Regions from separate parts of the Homo sapiens genome. Here region 2 is linked to region 1. A link is a loop called in an ENCODE intact Hi-C map of the cell type or tissue named here. Cell type or tissue: K562. All regions are shown on one strand. Links, peaks and the distances in the headings refer to the core of each region. The heading gives the core; the rest is flanking DNA. Region 1 holds the start of LOC105378118 (a long non-coding RNA gene). Region 2 overlaps SFT2D1 (SFT2 domain containing 1).

Evidence for each region. Peaks named below come from ENCODE experiments on the same cell type or tissue, not always from the same donor. Only the 100,000 strongest peaks of a DNase experiment are listed, where the experiment ranks them.
Region 2: a loop joins it to region 1, with 7 times the contacts of the local background. A loop is called at or near these places in 9 of 110 quality-filtered maps.

What each region holds. Positions count from the first base shown.
Region 1 is chr6:166,274,827-166,277,742 of GRCh38, reverse strand. LOC105378118 (a long non-coding RNA gene) reads left to right here and starts at 632. Exons shown (of 3, transcript XR_943242.3): 1 at 632-762; 2 at 1,419-1,533; 3 at 1,798-1,866. RefSeq lists an enhancer at 2,113-2,612. In K562, for the core only: a CTCF peak has its summit at 1,887 (motif pointing left); a DNase peak (open chromatin) is centred at 1,872; H3K27me3 peaks cover 1,389 bases.
Region 2 is chr6:166,329,515-166,332,430 of GRCh38, reverse strand. SFT2D1 (SFT2 domain containing 1) reads left to right here. Exons shown (of 8, transcript NM_145169.3): 2 at 2,184-2,270; 3 at 2,842-2,916. Among named protein-coding and RNA genes, the nearest start is that of SFT2D1, 12 kb to the left of the region's middle. In K562, for the core only: a CTCF peak has its summit at 1,575; a DNase peak (open chromatin) is centred at 1,610.

The DNA of each region.
Region 1 (2,916 bases), core at 417-2,916:
CATGTGAATTTTGGGGGACACACTTTCAGCCCATAACATCTATGGAGCCAGAAAGGAGATTAGTGGTTGCCAGGAGCTAACAACAGGGAAATGGGGAGTGACTGCTAATGGGTACTGGGTGGCTTATGGGGCAGTGAAAATGTTCTAAAATTGATTGTGAAGACAGTTGCATAACCTTGGAAAAATACTAAAAACCACTGAATTGTATCAAGGGTGATTTTTATGGTATGTGAATTATGTATCTTAATTTAAAAATAAGAGTATTTGCTAACCTCAAGGAGAGATTAATATAGGTGCCAGTGGAAGAAAGACAAGGCAAAATAAAGACAAAGGCATGTAGAAAATGGTTTTTCTGTGATGTCTCTCTCTCCTTTCCGTAACTCCCAGCCAGGACTCCTTTGGCTGGGTTTCCAAGTGCCTTTGACAAACCACCAGCTCAGGGCTTCTTTCCCTCAACCACCACCCCCTAACCTCGTTGCCAGGCTACGGAAATCCAGAGCACTGCTTGAGAAAGGAAAGCCAAGGACAGAACAGAGCCCTGGGGAGGAGCTCGTGGTGGCCAAGCCGAAGGAGGCAGGGAATTCCGGTGGCCCAGAGCCCTGGCAGAGGCTGCCACTGCGTTGAGCCCGTCACTTTGTTGAGTTTCGCGGTGTCGCTGTGCTTGGAAAGACAATTTCCTTTTCAGCAGCACTGGTATGGACTTTGGATGATCTTGCCTGCTTCTTCATTTCTCTCTTTCTCATGAAAGCCTTTCTCTTCTCGGTAAGTAATTGTTCCTATTCTGTGTCCTCAGTGAGCATGGGGAAGAGTGGCCAGTTTGTGGCACATTTTTTCTGCGATGCAGCCCAGAGGCCTTGATGTCCTATGGCACTGCGCTTTGGCAAAGGCATGTTTTTACAATCAGCTCGTCCATGCTCTTGTCTGGGAGTGGGTATGGGCACACAAACACACGGAGCTCCATGACTTCACCCCTAGCCACTGTCATAGGGAACCACAATTTGTTAAATGCATGGGGAAACACAGTATTAAAAAAAAAAATCACCACGCTGGGCGTGGTGATGCACGCCTGTAATCCCAGCACTTTGGGAGGCTGAGGCAGGTAGATCACCTGAGGTCAGGAGTTCGAGACCAGTTGGCCAACATGGTGAAACCCCATGTCTACTAAAAATACAAAAATTAGGGCGCAGTGGTGCATGCCTGTAGTCCAGCTACTTGAGAGGCTGAGACAGGAGAATCGCTTGAACCTGGGAGGTGGAGGCTGAAGTGAGCCGAGATCACACTACTGCACTCCAGCCTGGGCGACAGAGCGAGACTCTGTCTCGGTTAAAAAAAAAATCTTTCTCTGTAAAAATTATCCTGATCTAAAATATGATACACGTGTGTGTGTGTGTGTGTGTGTGTGTGTGTGTGTGACTTAGGCTGTCAGAAATCTTGAAAGGTCATACAAAAAGGCATACGGAAAGAAGCCCAGCGAGAAGAGTTTTCCTGCTGATGAAGACAGAAAAGGCACTGCAGCAGATCCTGCTGGGACAGGTAGCAACTGTTCGTGTGATTGCTAACAAATTGAATTTGTGGCGTCTTTGGTGTTTCTGTATTTGATGTCCTCGGTTCATTGGACAACAGAGCCATTGTTGGTGGCAGGAAATATCACTGTACATTTATACTGAAAGTCTGTAGTTCTGGCAAAATTAAAACTTTGAGAACATAAAGTTGCAAATTCTAATAACACTTTTTAAAAGTCAGTTTTCTTTCACATGAATGCATGTGAAAAATTCACGCAGCTTTTTGTCATCCAAGGTCCCAGGGAGAGAGCACGAGCGTTGAAACCTGCACCAGCAGCCCGGGCGAGGCGGCTCCTTGTGCTAGGGCGCCCTCTAGAGCCGGAGAGCGGAAGCGGCGCGGGCGGCGGGCGGCAGGCGGCGCCTCTGCACCCAAGAAGCGCTTACCCCCAAAACATATGCTGGGCCCCAGGTGCCTGCCCTGGGTAACCAGCACGAACGAACAGAGATACCCCAGGCTGTGTAAATCCTTGGTGATCCCCTAGATTCATCCTTTGAGTTTTAAAACCGAGAAACTTGATATCCAGAGAAGAAAGACCCTTTTGAGGCCAGGATTCCATGGGAGGAAGACCCTCTCCTCAGCCCCTTAATACCCACCCTCCCCAGCCAACAGGACCCTTGGGGAAGAAAACCCTCTCCCCCACCCCTCATACCTCCCCCCAGATCCCCCATTCCCTCAGGGGAAGGAAGACCCTCTCCCCCACCCCCTCGCGAGCCCCCCTCCCACCCCAGACAACAGGATCCTTGGGGAGGAAGACCCTCTCCTCCCTCAAACCCCTCCTCAGCCAACAGGACCCTGGAGGAGGAAGAGCCCCTCCTCCACATCCCACAACACCCCCCTCAGCCAACAGGACGCTGGGGAAGGAAGACCCTCTTTCCCACCCTTCACGACCACCCCCAATTCCCCAGCCCCAGCCAACAGGACAGATGAGGTGCAGGCAGGCTCATGGGTTCGGTGGAGGGAGTTTGGGATCACCCCAAAGCTTTTTCCATTTTCGGGGTCAGCAGCCTGGCTGGTGGCCAGAACCAGCCAGTTCTGTGAGAACACTGGAGGCATGAGCAGCCCCTGCCAAGCAAGTGGCAGCAGCCTGGCCAGGGAGGCGTGGGTGTCACAAGTGAAGGGCCCAGTGGGGCCGGGGGCTGTGACCACATGTGGAGGGCCGGGGCCTGGGCCGGGGGCTTCCTCTCTTGGGGCTGAGGTTTGCTCATCTGTGAGTCAGGCTGAGGCACCCATGCCTTGGGGTGGCCTTGAGGTTAAGGGGTCTGTTTGTGTGAAATGCTCAGGGCTGGGCCTGCCCTCAGCACACTCAACAGGTGACAGAGACCGTGACCATGATGTCGGACCCGTCAGCCGCCC
Region 2 (2,916 bases), core at 273-2,772, 55 kb before region 1:
TACAAAAAATTAGTCAGGCCTGGTGGCGTGGACCTGTAGTCCCAGCTAATTGGGAGACTGAGGTAGGAGAATCACTTGAACCTGGGAGGCGGAGGTTGCATTGAGCTGAGATGGCGCCTGAGCAACAGAGTGAGACTCTGTCTCAAAAAAATGCTTGTGATAAGCAGACGTCAGGGTTCCTTCTGTCTCCTAGTTGGAAGATGCACTGCCAGGTTTTCTTTCATGTTGAAGCATATCACAGTTTTCCCAATTAGGAGTCAGGAAATCTGTATAGTTGTTTCGTATCCTAGACAATTTGCAAGACTTGAGACAAATCATTTGCTTGTGGATTGAATATTCCATGTTTACAAGTGGAAATAATTTGTCCTGCTGTTTCGTTTTAAAGATCAATACACGGAAGATGGCAATAGGAGGAAAAAATACCTACTATTATACAAATAGCCGTGCTGTTTCCTTGCTGAGAGAAAAACTGGCTATTGAAAAGCAGCGATTGAACTTGTGAACAATGGGGTGATTTGAACTTGGAAAAGAAGGAAAAATGGATGCTTTTTCCTCTCACTAAATCCTCACAGCATTGTGGACTCACACGAACCTTTAGAAATCATTATTCTTTCCATTTTTAATTGACAAATAAAAGTTATATACATTTATTGTGTACAGCGTGATGTTTTGACCTATGTATACTTTGTGGGATGGTTAAATGAAGCTGATGGGCGTGTCTCCATTTTTTTTAACAGATCATTTACTATGTAATTCAGTCTTTGCAGTTTATTCTGGCCTGCGTAGTTAAAATATACTTAGTGTATATTCTTCCTGATCAGTAAGAATGAAATGTAGATGTTTTTATAGGCAATTTCACTCTTTGTTTAAAACCAAGTGTTTAGTTTTGCCATAAACAGATGACATTGCTGGAAACAAGAATGTGAATTAAAACTTAAAAAACATTTAAAATGTGTTAAAGAGTGATATATGTTTCATTACAGAATACTTAGTTATTTTTATCTGCTTTTCATGCTACATAAGGATTCACAGATTAATCTCTTGAGGTAAGGAATGTAACCAAATGTATTTTGAACTGTTGCATATAGAACTTTCTCTTATTTTTCATTATTCTTGAAAATATAAGCATGTAGTCTTATTTTTAAGTGGATGTGGTAGTATAAATTAGAAATTTAAGTTTTGGAATATAAATCCTTGCTGTATATTTCTAGTTTCTTGCACAGCTGCTGTTGATAGATACTTTTTTAGCCTTATTTGGAAAATATATTTTAATAGTATAATTAGTAATCTGAGTGTGTTTATTTCACCACTACTGTGTGCTGGGTTATCATACTGTACAAAGTAGACTTAGTAATTTCTACTTTTTTCCCCACATAATTTGGCTAGAATTTGCATGGTATATAGGAATGCTGTTGCTCTAGAATAAATGATCATTTCACAGTATGTTTTTACAGTGGTGGAGGAGGGGCCCAAAACTTTCATGGGTTGGACTGAAAGAGCTTAGAACGGGTACCGTCTGGTGCGTGCTGTGATCGTCTCTGCTGGGGCTGCTCAGGCTGCCTCCTGTAGGTGGCCAGCGTCCTCTACCCTCCATGGGGTGCAGTCACCCCACCCCACCCCTGGCCTGCAGCCAATGACCGGCCGAAGGGAGGTGGCGTGTGGAAGGCCAGCCTCTGCCTCCAGCAGGACTTGCACTGAGTGCGGATGCACTCGGATGCACTCAGACTCTGGCATCTAGGAGCCTGAGGAATTCGTCCTGCAGAGGCAGAGAGAACAGATAATGAACCTGTGTACTCTTTCCCAGCCTCTGCAGTTTCAGTGTTTTGCCTGGCCTGTTGCATCTGCCCCCTGTGTTTTTTTAATCTTTGTATATTTTATAATATATCTTATATGTCATTTTATCCATATCAGTGTATATCGGCTGTCCCTAACAGATAAGGACTTTTGTGAAACATATTATCAGACTTTGCAAAATTAATGGTTATTCCTCAGCATCATCTGCTACCCAGACCATGGTCATATTACCCTTAACAACCGTGGAATCTTAGTATTCTTGAATGACACTGTGATATGCAAAATAAATGATTCAGACTATGTGTTAAAACTTTGCTTTAATTTAGTATAAAGAATCAGATTGGTAGTGAATTAAGACTATATTCTAAATTTTCCCATTTTTTATTAAGGTCCTGGATGCCTCATCCCTTAGTTTCAACACCAGATTGAAATGGTTTGCCATCTGCTTCGTATGTGGCGTTTTCTTTTCTATTCTTGTGAGTTAAGGCTTTATATTGTTTAATAATTTTTATTTTGTATTAGACTAATAATTCCATTTAGTACCAAAAACTAATGTCCTTTACTAAATCCCTGTTAGACCATTTTGGTGGAAGGTATTTATTAAACTAAAATAAAGGGGTAGAGATCAATGAAAATACGTAGAAATTAGTATTTTGGGGAGTTTTGTGGATAGTTGAAATAATTTAAGAAAAATGTATCAATGTGTTAAAAGATCTGGAGAGTCAGTAATTTAGATGTTTATTACCTTTTCATACTTGGTATTTAGCATGAAAATTTAACTTAAATAGACTGAGATTTACTGGTAAGCACAAAGTTTTGTTATGGCTCATTTATATATGCTAGTGCAAATAGGAAGAAGATTCAAGTTAGTGTATAACATTGAAAATTAACTATTTTTTCTGTGTAATCAGACTAGACTGTCTACAAGCAGATTTGTATTTAAACATATTACATAATATTGGTATTGTATTACTGCAGTAGCACGTTTATATTTTAACCATTAAAATCATAAAATTATTTTAAAATAACTATAATATCTTAACTTAGGGAACTGGATTGCTGTGGCTTCCGGGCGGCATAAAGCTTTTTGCAGTGTTTTATACCCTCGGCAATCTTGCTGCG